4 separate regions of the Homo sapiens genome follow, and regions 2, 3 and 4 are each linked to region 1. The links are chromatin contacts, found by Hi-C or POLR2A ChIA-PET in ENCODE. All regions are on one chromosome and are shown on one strand. Each heading gives the region's core, a stretch centred on a gene start or an enhancer-like site at or near the end of the contact. The rest is flanking DNA. Distances are from core to core; before and after follow the strand shown.

Evidence for each region. Hi-C counts contacts between places; a loop is a spot of excess contacts on that map. ChIA-PET counts read pairs that join two places held with the same protein, here RNA polymerase II (POLR2A). Pooled maps may share reads with other maps.
Region 2: a loop to region 1 is called in a map of B cell, with 14 times the contacts of the local background. The contact joins the promoter of YPEL1 here to the promoter of PI4KA in region 1. A Hi-C loop is called at or near these places in 2 of 168 maps with a recorded cell type or tissue (B cell and naive thymus-derived CD4-positive, alpha-beta T cell), 2 of 37 single-sample maps with no recorded cell type and 5 of 50 pooled maps.
Region 3: a pooled map shows a loop between it and region 1 (9-fold over the local background). The contact joins the promoter of DGCR8 here to the promoter of PI4KA in region 1. A Hi-C loop is called at or near these places in 5 of 50 pooled maps. POLR2A ChIA-PET finds 5 or more read pairs at or near these places in 2 of 52 experiments (AG04449 and T-cell).
Region 4: a map with no recorded cell type shows a loop between it and region 1 (9-fold over the local background). The contact joins the enhancer-like site here to the promoter of PI4KA in region 1. A Hi-C loop is called at or near these places in 1 of 37 single-sample maps with no recorded cell type and 1 of 50 pooled maps. POLR2A ChIA-PET finds 5 or more read pairs at or near these places in 1 of 52 experiments (BJ).

What each region holds. Positions count from the first base shown.
Region 1 is chr22:20,856,584-20,860,450 of GRCh38, forward strand. It overlaps PI4KA (phosphatidylinositol 4-kinase alpha), which reads right to left and starts at 2,228. Exons shown (of 55, transcript NM_058004.4): 1 at 1,987-2,228. The coding sequence starts at 2,142. It overlaps SNAP29 (synaptosome associated protein 29), which reads left to right and starts at 2,424. Exons shown (of 5, transcript NM_004782.4): 1 at 2,424-2,764. The coding sequence starts at 2,528. RefSeq lists silencers at 1,837-1,886, 1,907-2,666 and an enhancer at 2,346-3,155.
Region 2 is chr22:21,733,829-21,737,695 of GRCh38, forward strand. It overlaps YPEL1 (yippee like 1), which reads right to left and starts at 1,966. Exons shown (of 5, transcript NM_013313.5): 1 at 1,787-1,966. RefSeq lists silencers at 1,615-1,664, 1,685-2,534.
Region 3 is chr22:20,078,586-20,082,452 of GRCh38, forward strand. It overlaps DGCR8 (DGCR8 microprocessor complex subunit), which reads left to right and starts at 1,656. Exons shown (of 14, transcript NM_022720.7): 1 at 1,656-1,798. RefSeq lists a silencer at 1,535-2,154 and an enhancer at 2,415-2,474.
Region 4 is chr22:21,585,848-21,589,714 of GRCh38, forward strand. The region is part of intron 1 of UBE2L3 (ubiquitin conjugating enzyme E2 L3); the gene reads left to right. Among named protein-coding and RNA genes, the nearest start is that of UBE2L3, 20 kb to the left of the region's middle. RefSeq lists a silencer at 2,310-2,369. Within about 2 kb of position 2,209, at least 4 of the 41 ENCODE cell types and tissues checked have a DNase peak (open chromatin) inside an H3K27ac peak, as active enhancers do.

The DNA of each region.
Region 1 (3,867 bases), core at 978-3,477:
GCCACCACACCTGGCTAATGTTGGGTTTTTAGCAGAGACAGGGTTTCACCATGTTGGCCAGGCTGGTCTCAAACTCCGACCTCAAGTGATCTGCCTGTCTCAGCCTCCCAAAGTGCTGGGATTACAGGCATGAGCCACCGTGCCCCATCATAAAATATAATCTTGACAACTGAAGCAGTTATTACTACAAAGCTAAGAATGTTGCAATTACAGAATGTTCTCGTGACTAGTGAACATGGCTGAAGAAGCAAATTGAGCTCAAGGTGCCCTTTTCTGAGTTACTGAGTGGAAAGGGTGCTACCACTGCTGGAGCTGCAGGACCAGCTTCTTAAAGATCATCCAATTCACTGCATTCTCTTCTCTCTCCTCCCAGAATCCAGCAATCAGTCATAAGATATATTTGTTGGCTCTCCTGCTAAGAAGCGAATGTGCTGACTAGCTAGCATGAGTTTGATTCAATAAAACAGCACTACACTCCATTAGTCAGACTATCTAATGATAACAGTGCTCATACATTAGGTACCCACGTGCCTTTTTGTTGCTCTTCACAATACTCCTATGAAGTACTACCTTGTATTTGACAGAAGATAGCAAAGTATCAGAGAAGGGAACTGACCTGTCTAGAGTCACACTAGTGAAAGCAAGTGATACAGGATTTAAATTCAGAGGTTCCATTTTCCAAACTCATGTCCTTTCCATTGCATTGTACTCCCTCTTTAGCTAGAAGTCAGGTTAGCACCAATCTGCCGGGACCTTCTCACCCCGAAGGTGCATGATAAAATCAAATATGAGAACCGACAAGGCCAAGGACCAGGTCACTCTGCCAAAAGTGCCTAAAACAGCCTTTCAGCTTCATCCATCAGCAGACAGCCACAAAACCACTCCCAACTGCAGCAGGCTGGTCTCCGGTCACCACTGTCTTATCTTGTCGGAAAACATCCTCTCTCCATGTGCCAAAAAGTTGAGTGGGAAAATAATTCCATCCTTTCAGAGCTAAACACTGTGCTGAGTCTCATCGCACACGGGTGGGCAAAGAAAGTTGACATTTACTGCTCACCCACTCTGTGCCTTGACCTGTGCAAGATGCTTTATGCTAGAACTCATTTAATTCTCAAGAACAACCTCATTTTACAGATAAGGATACAGAGGCTCTAAGAGTTAAATTTACCCAAGAGGACATGGTAAGTAAGTGCCAGTGCAGGGAACAAATTCAGGTCCCACTCTAAAATCTGTCTCTTTCCAGATCTCAAGGCACACCACTGAGTTGCCTTTCACCTTTCTCCCAAGATGAGGATTGCTCTGGCATGACTTCACCTTTCTCTTCTGAAGCAATTCCAAGTTCACTTCTCTGCCCACTGACAGTTCACTCTCCTTTCCCTGCCACTGTCCCTTCTGCAAACGCACAATCTTTTACCCAACCTAACGCCCCCAGCCTCGTAGAATAACACTGCGCAGTTGGTTTACAGTCACAAAGCACTTTCAAGACAGTGTTTCGTCTCCTGGTCACCACAGTCCGGTGAAGCCGGCAAAGCAGATAAAAGCATCCCCATTTTACAAGAAAGCCATCTTCCCAAGGTCGCGGAATAAAAAGCAGGTGAAATCGGAAGCAGAACCCCAGGTCTTGACCCCTGGTCCTCGGCTCATCCCACTGCTCCGCACAGCCGCCCACGATCCAGCCTCCACCTCCGCGATGTCACAAGATGCTCCCTGGGCCAGCAGCTCACATCCCCCACCCCCATCCCACAACCACCCACCTGCAGCGGCCCTGCAGGCCCCGCCGACCCTTCCCCCACGGTCCCTCTCTCTTCACCAGCCCCTCCCACTAGGGCCTCCTTCCCCCGCTAGATCCCTCCGCTCAGGCGCCCCCTCCCGCACAGGCTGCCGGCGAGCCCAGCCTCGGCCTCCCACAGACCCTCGTCCCGCCTCCACGCTTCGTCACCCCAGCCCCTCCTCCTGTCAGCCCGCGGCCCAGCCCGCCGACGTTACCTTCTCCAAGGATGCTGGTCTCTGCACCGCCAGGGAGCGGGCCAGTGACAGGACCGTGTTGAAATAGAAGCCCCGCGAGGCGCTGGAGCCGGAGCCGGAGCAGCCGCCGCCGCCTCCGCCTCCGCCTCCGCCTCCCCGGGCCGGGGCCGCCGCCATCACCTCACGAGCCGCGGCGCTGCCCGCCGGCTCCCCGCTCCTGGCCCGCGAGCGCCCGACCTCAGGGCGCAGGCGTAGGTGCATCCGGCTTTCCCGCCACGTGACCTCTCAGTTGCTGACACTAGATAGGGCGTGGCTGCGGGGCGGGCCCACCGCTGCAGGGGAGAGAGGGGATGGACAGTAGGCTGCGGTTGCGCGCGCCGGATGTGGGCCCCCCCCAGCCGACCTGCGCGATGGTCGGCTCCGAGGGCGGGGCCACCTGCGCGCGACGCGCGGAAGGAGTTCGCGCGACGACCGCGGGGTCGGCGGGCGGGGCGAGGCCCTGGACGGCGGCGGCAGTGGGGCTCCTCCTTCTGTTTCCCAGACCGAGAGCCGCGCCGGCACCATGTCAGCTTACCCTAAAAGCTACAATCCGTTCGACGACGACGGGGAGGACGAAGGCGCCCGGCCGGCCCCTTGGAGGGACGCCCGAGACCTCCCCGACGGGCCCGACGCGCCCGCGGACAGGCAGCAGTACTTGCGGCAGGAGGTCCTCCGCAGGGCTGAGGCCACGGCCGCCAGCACCAGCAGGTCCCTGGCCCTCATGTACGAGTCCGAGAAGGTTGGGGTCGCCTCTTCCGAGGTGAGCCTGGGGCAGGGCTGGTGTGGACTCGCCGGTCTCTGTGCTGTCAAACGGAGACGAGAAATGTTTTGCTCACAATCTTTTGAGAATTCTCAAGTTGCCTAGCATAGATTCTTGCACCTTAGTGACTCGATGGTGGTAACAATCTGTTAACTATGTAAAGGTATGTGCATCTGGAGTACTTGAAGAGGGCAGTTTACCCCAGAAATCTTCCTTAGCTATTAGTCTGCTTCGTTGATTTTTTTTTTCTTACGCCTAGCTCACGGGGAAACGCCAGATTATTTTCTGTCCAGGTGAGTAAAAATTCTGAACAGCAGGTCCTAGGTTTGGGAAATGGAGAGTCCGTTTCTTCGACATTATTTCCTGTGCAAAATCTGGCACAGGGTTTTGGCCATTCCTTCCGGAGTGAGCCAGAAAGAGAGGACTATGTGCCTGCGAGTGTCAGGTGATACCCTGAAGCATCAGGGCAGGTGGTCCACGAGTTCTTCCCGCATCATTGACATCTCCACCTAACCAACCAATAGAGGTATTGAAGTCCCTTCAGCCCAGACAGCTGCCTAGTTGACCAAAGCCTGGGTTTGATTGAGTCCAGGGTCTTACCTTTACTTCCCAAATCCTAGACAAATAGTGTGCGGGTTAAGAGTTTGTTGCTCCAACTCATCTTCATCAGTTCTTCCCATCCTTAGATTTCAGAGAGTAGTACCTTCAATAACAATTATTCTGGCCGAGCGCAGTGACTCACGCCTGTAATCCCAGCACTTTGGGAGGCCTAGGCGTCGGATCGCCTGAGCTCAGGAGTTCGAGACCCGCCTGGGCAACATGGTGAAACCCTGTCTCCACTAAAATTAAAAAAAAAAAAAAACTAGCCGGGTGTGGCGGTGCGCCTGTAGTCGCAGCTACTCAGGAGGCTGAGGTAGGAGAATCGCTTGTACCCGGGAGGCAGAGGTTGCAGTTAGCTGAGATCGTGCTGCTGCACTCCAGCATGGGCAACAGACCGAGATCCTGGAGGGTCTTTTTCTTTTTCTTTTTTTTTTTTTTTTGAGATGGAATCTCGCTCTGTCGCCCTTGCTTGGGTACAGTGGCATGATCTGGGCTCACTGCAA
Region 2 (3,867 bases), core at 716-3,215, 880 kb after region 1:
CCTGCCCCTTGACACAGGTGCTGGTGGAACTTAGTGAAGACAGGCAAGAATCAAGAACAGATGTTAGAGGAACACTGCTCTCAACCTAAAGAAAATAGCTTTATGGTGAGGTATAGCAGCTCAAGCCTGTAATCCCAACACTTCAGGAGGCTGAGGCAGGTGGATCACTTGAGCCTAGGAGTTCAAGACCAGCCTGGGAAACATTAAGTGAGACCCCAGTCTCTACAAAAAAAAATGTAAAGTTAACCAGTCATGGTGGTGTGCACCTGTAGTCCTAGCTACATGGGAGGCTGAGGCAAGAGGATCACTTGGGCTCAGGATGTGGAGGTTGCAGTGAGTCGTGTTTGTGCCACTGCACTCCATCCTGAGCAAGAGTGAGACCCTGTCTCAAACAAAGAAACAAACAGAGAAATGGCTTTATAAATTACAGTGATTCAAAGGTGAAAAGGCTTAATACCCACAGTTTAGTGACAAGAATGCACCCAGGTGTTTTTCATATTGGCAAGTGTACCACAGCAGTGTAGGATGGGGTAAGGATAGGGAGCACTGGGTGTAGGATATATTGGGATTGTCTGTACTATCTTTGCAACCTTTATGTAAATTTAAAGTTTTTCCAAAATAAGAAGTTATTTTAAAAGAAGACTATTGCTCAGATTGGTAATTAAGAGCGCTCAGTTATTATATAAATGCTCAATATGGGCCCAACCCGTAGGGGTTCCCACAAGTAGATGAGACTCTACCCTGTAGGGCCCAAGAGGAAACACCATGAAGGTCCTGGAGATCCTCTTATTCCTCAAACATGCCACTACCATTGCCTCGCAAGAGCCCTGAGGGGGACCAGTGCATGATTGTAAGACAAAATGACATCAGGATTAAGCACAGCTCCTGGCACCTGGCAGGGGCTCAGCAAACATTTGTCACATCTATAGCTTGCTCAGGTGAGGTGCCTGGAAAGTCTCCCCAGTGGTGGTAAACCTAGTCTTGGGACCTGAGTAGGGAATTAGGAGTGTCAGGGGCTGGTGGGTGGGAAGAATAACATTCTTAGCAAAGGAAACATCAGGTTAAGGTGGGTATGTTTTAGATAGAGGAAGAAGAAATGCAACGGAACAGAAAAAGCGTGGGGCGGGGAAATTGATGTCTTCCATGTTCATTATCTGCCTAAAATAGAATCTCAGCCTTTTTTCCATCCTTAGAATTCAGCACATAATTTGGACATCAAAGATGTCAATCAGAGCCAAGCATGGGGGAGGCGGACCCTGTTTAGATCTCTGAAGCTCAGGCTTTTGCAATCTCTGTTAACGAAACCTATGCCACAAGTGGTAAATACCGAGGACGCTCCATTTTAGTCATGATCTTTATGTGGCTACTTGAAAAGCTTTTCCGCCTTTCTGATAAACATTCCTAGGAGACCTCTTTTGCCCTCATTTCCTTGCCCAGTTGAGGCTGTATTTTTTAAGGAAGGAAAATCCAAAAATCAGGGATCTTGTCCATTTTCCCTATCTTTTCACGGCGGGGCGGGAGAAGAGGGACAGCGGGGGAGGTGGAGAGAAGAAACGGCGGGGGAATCAAAGATTAGGCGTTGTTGTCTGTGCCAAAACGGAGTGAGCCCAATATCAACAAATCAAAATCCAAAACGGAACAAAAAAGTCACAGGCCCGCCCTGCTCGCGCCCCCGCCCGCCCGGACGCCCAACAGGTGCTTCCCGGGCCCGCCCGCAGCCACAGTATCCTTGGGTGGCCACAAAGTAACCGCCCGCGCAGCTGCAGCCAGGCCCGCCCGTACTCACGGCCGCTCCGCGGTCCGCGCCCCGGCCCGCAGCGCCCATCCGGCCCGGGCCCCGGTCAGCGCGGGCTCGGCTCTCAGGCGTTCCCGGCGCGGCCCGGGACGCGCTGAGGCCGTTAACGCCTAGGCAGGGCGCGAGGCATCCTCCCGCCGCCGCCCCGCGGGCCGCCTGCCCTTTGTTTTGGAGCCGTAGCCCGGCCCAGACGCCGTTAACAGCCTTGGAGCGCGGCGCCGGCCAATCAGCGCGCCATGTCGCCAGCGCCCCGCCCCCATCCTGCCTCCGTTCCGCCCCGCGTCCCGCCTGCCCCGCGCGCCCCCGCCCCGCGCGCTCCGGGCCAAGGAGCTCCGCCAGCTCGCACCCGGCCGGGACGGGCAGGAGCCCACGTGCCGCGGGGCGCGCCGCACTCCCATTGGCTGACCCGCCGGGCGCGGCCTCGGAGCCAGCCTGTAAGGGCCGAGGGACACGGGGGCGGGGCCGCGCGGGGCGGGGCGAGAGCAGGGGCGGGTTCCGCGAGGAGCGCCGCGCTCGGACGCAGGCTGGCTGGGCAGGGACACTCGGCCGGCGGGGCTGGCGGTGGTGGTCACTCGTTCCTCCGGCTCGCGGGGATGGGCCGAGGGCGTGCAGGGCCCGCAGCTCCAGAGGCTGAGGCGAGCTTGCGCGCAGCCTCCTCGTCCAGCGCCGTGCACGTACCGCCCGTCCGCGCGGTCGGCCGCGTTGTAGGGGACGGACGTGGAGGCCGAGGCGAGCTTGTGTGCGCCTGACCAGGGCCCGCCTTGGCCGGACCCCTCCGCGGCCGGGTCCCCAGAATGCGGTCGTCCGTGCTGTCCCGTCCCCACCACCCTCTCTGAACCCAAGGACCTAACCCCCTAGGACCCCCTCGCCACGGAGGACCCCCCGGGTCTGCGTCTGGCCCCTCGCTCTGCTCCAGGACTGCCGCGTCAGACCCTACAGAAAGCCCCTTCCTCTGGGTAGTGCTCCCGACGCCCCGGCAGCCTGCGCCACCCCCACGCCTCTAATGTCACTGTTTTCTTGGTTCCGTATCCCTTCTTTAAAAAAATATATATTATTTGAAAATAGATATGTATTATTTGAATATATATATTTGAAGGCTGGGTGTGGTGGCTCACGCCTGTAATTCCAGTACTTTGGGAGGCCGAGGCAGGAGGATCATTTGAGCCCAGGAGTTCAAGAGCAGCCTGGGCAACATAGTGAGACACTGTACCAAAAAAAAAAAAAGAAAGAAATTAGGCATGGTGGTGCACACCTGTAGTCCCAGCTACCTGTGAGGCTGAGGCGGGAGGATCACTTGAGCCCAGGAGGTCGAGGCCTCAGTGAGCCATGATCGCGCTACTGCACTCCAGACTGGGTGACAGAGCGAGACCCTTCCTCTTGAACAAAAAAAAAAAAAAAGAAAAGAAAAAAACCAAGAAAACAACAAAACCTCTATTGAGGTCACAATGTATATAACATTGTTATCAGCGTCCTCTGGACGTATTCTCTTGTTTTCTGCAACCCACTGTGTATGTAAAGATCTCTTCAAGTCGCTAAATGTACACCTGACTCATAACTTAGATTGTGGCTGGATGTTGCCTTTTTTTTTTTTTTTTTTTTTTTCCTTGAGACAGGAGTCTCGCTGTGTCGCCCAGGCTGGAGTGCAGTGGTGTGAGCTTGGCTCACTGCAACCTCCTCCTCCTGGGCTCAAGCGATTCTCCTGCCTCAGCCTCCCCAGTAGCTGAGACTACAGTTGCCCGCCACTAGGCCCGGCTAATTTTTGTATTTTTAGTAGAGACGGGGTTTCACCATATTGGCCAGGCTGGTCTCGAATTCCTGACCTCAAGTGATCCGCCTGCCTCGGCCTCCCAAAGTGCTGGGATTACAGGCATGAGCCCACGCGCCCGGCCCCATTTAACTATTTTAAAGTGTACAGTTCACTGGTATTAAATACATTCATAATGTTGTGCAACCATCATCATCATCCCTCTCCAGAACTCATCTTGCCTAAGTAAAGCTCTGGACTCAAGAAACAATGACTCCCGTTTCCTTCTACCCCATGCCCCGCACCACCCCATTCTACTTTCTGTCCC
Region 3 (3,867 bases), core at 406-2,905, 780 kb before region 1:
TCGGCCTCCCAAAGTGCTGGGATTACACGCATGAGCCACTGTGCCTGGCCTTGCTCACTATTTTTTCTGGAGACGGTCTCGTTCTGTCACCCAGGTTGGAGTGCAGTGGCCCGATCTCAGATCATTGCAACCTCCACCTCCCGGGTTCAAGCGATTCTCCTGCCTCAGCCTCCCGAGTAGCTGGGATTACAGGTGCCTGCTACCACGCCTGGCTACTTTTTGTATTTTCAGTAGAGATAAGGTTTCGCCACGTTGCCCAAGCTGGTGTGGAACTCTTGAGCTCAGGTGATCCGCCTGCTTCGGCCTCCCAAAGTACTGGGGTTACAGGCGTGAGCCACAGGGCCCGGCCCACTATTTTTATCACTCAAGATTTTCGTCTACAGCAGCTATTATTGGGGTGGCTACCCAGTGGAAAATTTTTCTATTTCCACTATTCCTTCCACATTTATTGACAGGAAAGCTAGTCTAAGGAAGAGCTGTACCCTCACTTACTCAGACCCTCGTTTTCCTTTTTTTTTTTTTTTTTTTTGAGACGGAGTCTCACTCTGCCGCCCAGGCTAGAGTGAAAGTGGTGCTATCTCGGATCACTGCAGCCTGGAACTCCTGGACTCAGGTGATCCTTCCACCTCAGCCTCCCGAGTAGCTCGGACCACAGGCGCCCGCCACCACGCGGCTAATTAAAAATAATTTTGGGCCCGGCGCGGTGGCTCATGCCTGTAATCCCAGCACTTTGGGAGGCCGAGGCGGGCAGATCAATTGAGGCCAGGAGTTTGATACCAGCCTGGCCAACATGGTGAAACCCCGTCTCTACCAAAAATATAAAAATTAGCCGGGCGTGGTGGTGGGCGCCTGTAATCCCAGTTACTCGGGTGGGTGAGCCAGGAGAATCGCTTGAATCCGGGAGGCAAAGGTTGCAGTGAGCTGAGATCGCGCCACTGCACCCCAGCCTGGGAGACAAAGCGAGACACCGCCTCAAAAAAAAAAAAAAAAAGAAAGAAAATTTGTAGATACTGGGCTCTCACTATGTTAGCCAGGCTGGTCTCGAACTCCTGGGCTCAAGTAATCCTCCTGACTCGACCTCCCAAAACTCTGGGATTACAGGCGCAAGCCACCGTGCCCGGCCGAACCACCGTGCCCGGCCGAACCCTCCCTGTTTTGGAAATCCTGTATTAGCAAAGGGGACAGCGCCAGACAGTTGAGCACACGCGTTCTTTATAAATGATGATGTCTGATACAGTGATGCTTTTAACAGGGTTGTGTAACGCCTGTGTGTGCACGGTCTCTTCTGCAGTGTCCACCGAAGGTGGCCCGTCTGCGTGTCCGCTCCCGGCGTACTCCGCGCTCCCTGTTCCCGGCATTCCCCGCGCTCCCCGAGCTTCCCGCGCTCCCCTGCTCCCGGCATTCCCGGTGCTTCCCGTTCCCGGCGCTCCTCGCGGCCGCCGCCCTCAGTCCAGCGAGCCCCGCCTGGGCAGCGACTGTTAGCGCGACCGCGGCCTGGGCGCCTGGTCCCTCCCGCGCGGCCGCGCTATTGGGCCGCGCGCGGCGGACACACGCGCTACGCGCCGCCGATTGGCGGCCTCCGCAGCGCGCTCTGCGGCTCCCCCAATGCGGGGCGGCCGCGCGCGGGGATTGGCCGCACGCCGCGAAGGCCCGCCCTCCGCTCGCCCGGCGCGGCAGGCGGGTGCCGGCGACCGGAGAGCCTGGACAGGCTTTCCAGATGGCTGCGGCGGTCGGTCGGTGAGGCTTTCCCGGCTGTGGTTTGGCTGCGGGCGGCTTGGGCAGCCCGCGGGCGCCTCAGGTAGGTGCGGGGCGCGAGGGGCGCCCGCGGGCGGTTGGGCGGGCGCCGCGGCCTGCGCGAGGGCGCGCCCTTCCCTCCCGCCTCCCTCCGGGACCGAGGCCGCGGGCGGGGCGGGGGCGCGGAGCCCGGCCTTTGTGAGGCAACATGGCCGCGGGCGGTGGAGAGCGCGGGGTGGGGACGCCTCCGGGGCTGGGGGGCGGGCCCCGGGCCCAGGCGTTGCCGACTCTCGTCGCTGTCCGCCCGGGTAAAGAGGCTCCTCTCCCGGAGGGCCCGAAGCCTAGCATCGCCTTCAGGCGGGAAAGGTGTGGACAGGGCCAGTGCTCGCCTGGGACCCTGCCGGCTTTAACACAGTTTGGGAAATCCAAGAAGTCGCCTAAGTCTTTTTGTCCACAGAATGCTCACGGGTTGAGTGTCACGTAGATAATTGGGATACGGTTTTATTGTAACAATGAGCATGGCGGAAATAAATGGAAGGTGGCAACCTGTTGACAGTGATGCCTGTCTGGTGTCAACCGATGGACTTGGGTTTCTTGTGGCAGGAGTCTGATTTGCCTTTTTGCATGCTTGCATGTACCTTGTTCCTGCACGGCAGTCCTGTCTTTGGCTGTCGACTGTTCGAGGCCAACCACCAGGCGAGGATCCACTGTTTCCTGGCCAGACTAGACTCCCAGCTGTGGGAGTGGCCCAAACCCTGCTGCAGGCCTTCACTCACAAAAGGGAGTGAATGGCCAGCCCGGGGTACCCAGTGTTGCCTCTAAGTGCGGGATATGAGGCCTGTTGGAGGATGACAAAAGGAACGGATGAGGTCATACTGCCGCTGGGTTGGGCGGGAGGCTGCAGCGGGAGAGACTTGACCAAAAGGCAGCCTCCATGGCGCTGGCACTGGTGCTGGCCCGTCACAGCCAGTGCCTCTGTTAGCCAACACAGCAAGTGGGCTAGGAGGAAGGGTGCTGTCCAAGTGTACGGGTTTTCTCCCCGTGCCAAGGGTCCAGGGGAGCTTGCCGTGAGCCCGTTCCTGTCCGATAGTCCTGTTGGCAAGGCAGGGTTTGCATGCGGTGTTTGGTCAGCTGGAGCAGTGGGGAGGCCTACGGGCAGAGAGCTCCCCTTTGAGCCCTTTGCGGCCAGGCGCTGTGTGGAGCACTTCCCAGGGGTTGTTTTGTAGTCTCACCGTGACCTTGGGGTAGGAAATGTGCTTCTGGCTGGCTTGCCCAGTCTTAGACTCTCTTGTTGTAGCCCTCTCCTTTGTGATGTCACCCAGCCTCCTGACTTTAATGCCAGCTTTCCTTGACATCTTCACAGCTCCAGCCCTGGCCTCTCTTCTGATTTCCAGCCTGGTGTTTCTGGCCACCTCTTCCATATCTCCATGTGTTACTTTGGCGCCAAGTAGCCATATCCAAACCAAACTCAAATCTTCACCCATGCCAAAACATTCCTTGGCCTATCTAAAGTCCCTTTGATTCCTCTCTTTCTTACACCTTCATGCAGTCCTAAGGAGGCCCCGTCAGCTCACCTATTTCTAAGCACAGACCATTTCTCACCACCTTCAAGTTAACATCCTGGCCCAGCCTACCTGGTGAGCCTCTAATTCTCTTTACTGTCACCTTAGGTCCTCACTCCCCATCCACCATCTATAGTTTTTCTGGACACAGAGTGATTCTTCTTTCTTTCTTTTTTTTTTTTTTTGTTTTTTTGAGACAGAATCTCGCTCTGTCGCCCAGACTGGAGTGCAGTGGCGTGATCTCAGCTCACTGCAACTTCTGCCTCCCGGGTTCAAGCGATTCTCCTGCCTCAGCCTCCCAAGTAGCTGGGACTGCAGGCGTCCACCACCACCACGCCCGGCTGATTTTTGTATTTTTAGTAGAGACGGGGTTTCACCATGTTGGCCAGGCTGGTCTCGAACTCCTGGCCTCAAATGATCTGCCTGCCTCAGCCTTCCAGAGCGCTGGGATTACAGGCGTGAGCCACTGTGCCTGGCCACAGAGTGATTCTTTTTATTTTTTTGAGACAGAGTCTCGCTTTGTTGCTCAGGCTGGAGTGCAGTGGTGCGATCTCCCGCTCACTGTAAGCTT
Region 4 (3,867 bases), core at 959-3,458, 730 kb after region 1:
CCAAAGAGTTTTAGCTGGAAATATTGGATGGGAGGATTCCTACATATTTTGTTGGGGGAAGGGTCGTCTAGTGCTGTTGGATTTCTTTTCTAGTTTTTCTTTTTTTGAGACAGGGTCTTGCTCTGTTGACCAGGCTGGAGTGTAGTGGCACCATCATGGCTCACTGCAGCCTCAACCTTTTGGACTCAACTGGTCATCCCAAGTCAGCCTCCTGAGTAGCTGGGACCACAGGCATACATCAACACACCTGGCTAATTTTTTAATTTTTTTATTTTTGTAGAGATAGGGTCTTGCTGTATTGCCCAGGCTGGTCTTGAGTTCCTGTGCTTAAGTGATCCTCCTGCCTTGACCACCCAGTGTTGGGATTACGGGTGTGAGCCACCGCCCCTGGCTCCTGGCCTAGATTTATTTTATTTATTTTATTTTGTTGAGACGGAGTCTCACTCTGGGAGTCTGCACCCAGGCTGGAGTGCACTGGCGTGATCTCAGCTCACTGCAACCTCCACTTCCCAGGTTCAAGCGATTCTCCTGCCTCAGCCTCCCGAGTAGCTGAGACTATATATAGGTGCACGCCACCATGCCCAGCTAATTTTTGTATTTTTAGTAGAGATGAGGTTTCACCTTGTTGGCCGGGCTGGTTCTCAAACTCCTGACCTCAAGTGATCCGCCCACCTCGGCCTCCCAAAGTGCTGGGATTACAGGCTTGAGCCACTGCACCCAGCCTTTTTTTTTTTTTTTTAAACGGAGTCTTGCTCTGTCACCCAGGCTCAAGTGCAGTGGTGTGATTGCAGCTTACCACAACCTCCACCTCCCGGATTCCAGTGATTCTCCAACCTCACCCTCCCAAGTAGCTGGGAATACAGGAGTCAACCACCATGCCCGGCTAATTTTTGTATTTTTAGTAGAGACAGTGTTTTACCATGTCGGCCAGGCTGCTCTCAAACTCCTGTCCTCAAGTGATCCACCCGCCTCAGCCTCCCAGAGTGTTGAAGCGTTGGAATTACAGGTGTGAGCCACTGTGCCCGGCCTTTTTTTTTTTTTTTTTTTTTTAAGATAGGTTCTCGCTCTGTCGCCCAGGCTGGAGTTGGAGTACAATGGTGTGATCTTGGCTCACGGCAACCTCTGTCTCACTTGTTCAAGCAATTCTCATGCCTCAGCCTCCCGAGTAGCTGGAACTACAGGCATGCACCCCTATGCCTGGCTAATTTTTGTATTTTTAGTAGAGATGGGGTTTCACCATGTCAGCCAGGCTGGTCTCAAACTCCTGGCCTCAAGTGATCCACCTGCTTTGGCCTCCCAAAATGCTGGGATTACAGGCATGAACCACCACGCCTGGCGCTGGCATAGATTCCTTTTTTTTTTGAGACGAAGTCTTGCTCTGTCACCAGGCTGGAGTGCAGTGGCGCGATCTCGGCTCACTGCAACCTCCGACTCCCTGGTTCAAGCTATTCTCCTGCCTCAGCCTCCCGAGTAGCCGGGACTACAGGCAGGCGCCACCATGTCCACCTAATTTTTGTATTTTTAGTAGAGACGGGGTTTCACCATGTGGTCTCGATCTCCTGACCTCGTGATCCACCCGCCTTGGCCTCCCAAAGTGCTGGGATTACAGGTGTGAGCCACCGCGCCTCGCCTAGATTTCTTGATTAGTGGCTCCTGAGGGGTTCTGAAACCTGGCCTTGTGTGAGGGTTACCTGGGGAGATTTTGAACAGTTTTCTAGGCCTCATTGTAGACCCCAAAAAGAAGCAAAAGAGGAACTTTGTTAACTGCTTTGCCAAGACGCAGGTGTGTACATCTGAGCTGTGTGACTGAGCACTGGCTATATACAGCAGTGTCCTGTTCTCCCATCTCCTCTCAGGACTTGAGTCCGTGGCCTTCTGCTGGGGCCCAGGGCCCATCTCTCCTGTTAGTGCTTGCAAAGCTGTTAAGTAACCATCCCTCTCTGCCATGCTTCACACTTTGCCCTGGAGTGGGCATCAAGCTCTCTGGGGTTGAGTTTGGGGCATGGGTGTTTTCCATTTTCAGGAGCTGGGTGGCACCCCTGGGCTTTTTCAGTTCCCCTCTATACACTGAAGTCTACTTGGGCTCCGAAGTGGACCTCATTCTGAGAAGCATTGCTCTCTTTCTCCTGCACCACCTGCCCTGGTTGGGAAGCCTGCTGTCCCCATCAAGAGAAGGAATGTGTGAGCTGCCTGGTGCTTTCCCTTGAACTCTCTCTTTGTCAGCACTGCACCATCAGCCCTGAGCAGCTGACTTGGGTTGCTTCTTGCTCTGAGCAGAACTGAAACAAACCTTTGTGGGAGTGTTATTTGTAAGCATCTGTCATTCTTGGCTTTGGTCTTCCTAACTCTGTTCTAGAGCTGGGCTGCTCTTGCGGTTTTTATCAGGTCCTTTCTTCTGTCATTTGTAACATCCTTTTGAATTCCACTTCTTGGAATTTACATTGGTTTCCTTCAATTCCTTCCCTAATTCTTCACTGTCAGGACCATTCTCAGTTATCGGGGCACAGTTTTGCTTGAGGGTTTACAACCATCTTGAGGGTTTGAGTCATCTGGCCTTTTGAGTCTCAGATATTCAGATGGAACTGATCTCTGAATGATTCCAATTTTTCTTCTTTCTTTTTTTTTTTTTTTTTTTTTTGAGATAGGGTCTCACTCTAGTTGCCCTGGCTGGAGTGCAGTGGTTGTAATCTTGACTCACTGCACAGCCTTGACTGCCAGGGCTCAGGTGATTCTTCCGCTTTCACCTCTCAGCCTCCCAAGTAGCTGGGACCACAGGCATGTACCACCATGCCTGGCTACTTTTTTTTATTTTTTATTTTTATTTATTTATTTTTGAGACAGAGTCTTGCTCTGTCACTCAGGCTGGAGTGCAGTGGCGCAATCTTGGCTCACTACAACCTCCGCCTCCTGGGTTCAAGCAGTTCTCTGCCTCAGCCTCCCAAGTAGCTGGGATTATAGGTGCCTGCCACCACGCCCGGCTAATTTTTTGTATTTTTAGTAGAGACGGGGTTTCACCATCTTGGCCAGGCTGGTCTTGAACTCCTGACCTCGTGATCTACCTGCCTTGGCCTCTTAAAGTGTTGGGATTACAGGCGTGAGCCACTGCACCCGGGCTGTATTTTTTTTAGTGGAGACAGTGTTTTGCCATGTTGGCCAGGCTGGTCTTGAATTCCTGGGCTCAAGCAGTCTGCCTGCCTTGGCCTCCCAAAATGCTGGGATTACAGGTGTGAACCACTGCGCCTGGCCTGAATTTATCTTCTTGAAGTTGTTTTCCTCAGTGGAGGCATGATTGGAATTTTTTTTTTTTTTTTTTTTTGAGACGGAGTCTCGCTCTGTCACCCAGGCTGGAGTGCAGTGGCGCAATCTTGGCTGACTGCAAGCTCTGCCTCCTGGGTTCACGCCTTTCTCCTGCCTCAGCCTCCCGAGTAGCTGGGACTACAGGCGCCCGCCACCATGCCCGGCTAATTTTTTTTGTATTTTTAATAGAGACGGGGTTTCACCATGTTAGCCAGGATGGTCTTGATCTCCTGACCTCGTGATCCGCCCACCTCGGCCTCCCGAAATGCTGGGATTACAGGCGTGAACCACTGCGCCCGGCATGATTGGCATTTTGGGCTAAATAGTTTCTGTCCACAGGACCGTCTTGTGCAGTGCAGGTCTTTTAGCATCCTGGCCACTCATAGTGCCCGTGGTTCTCAGTAGAAGCTGTAGAGGATGTTGGGAAATTGGGGTGGGTTGGTCACAGTGCCTGGCATCTGTCTCAGGGTAAGGGCTTGGGAGGCTCAAGTGCAGAGTCGTATCTGGATGCCAGCAACACCCTGTTGAGAAACTTTCTACTATGGTATGCTCATCATTCTCTGAAGATGT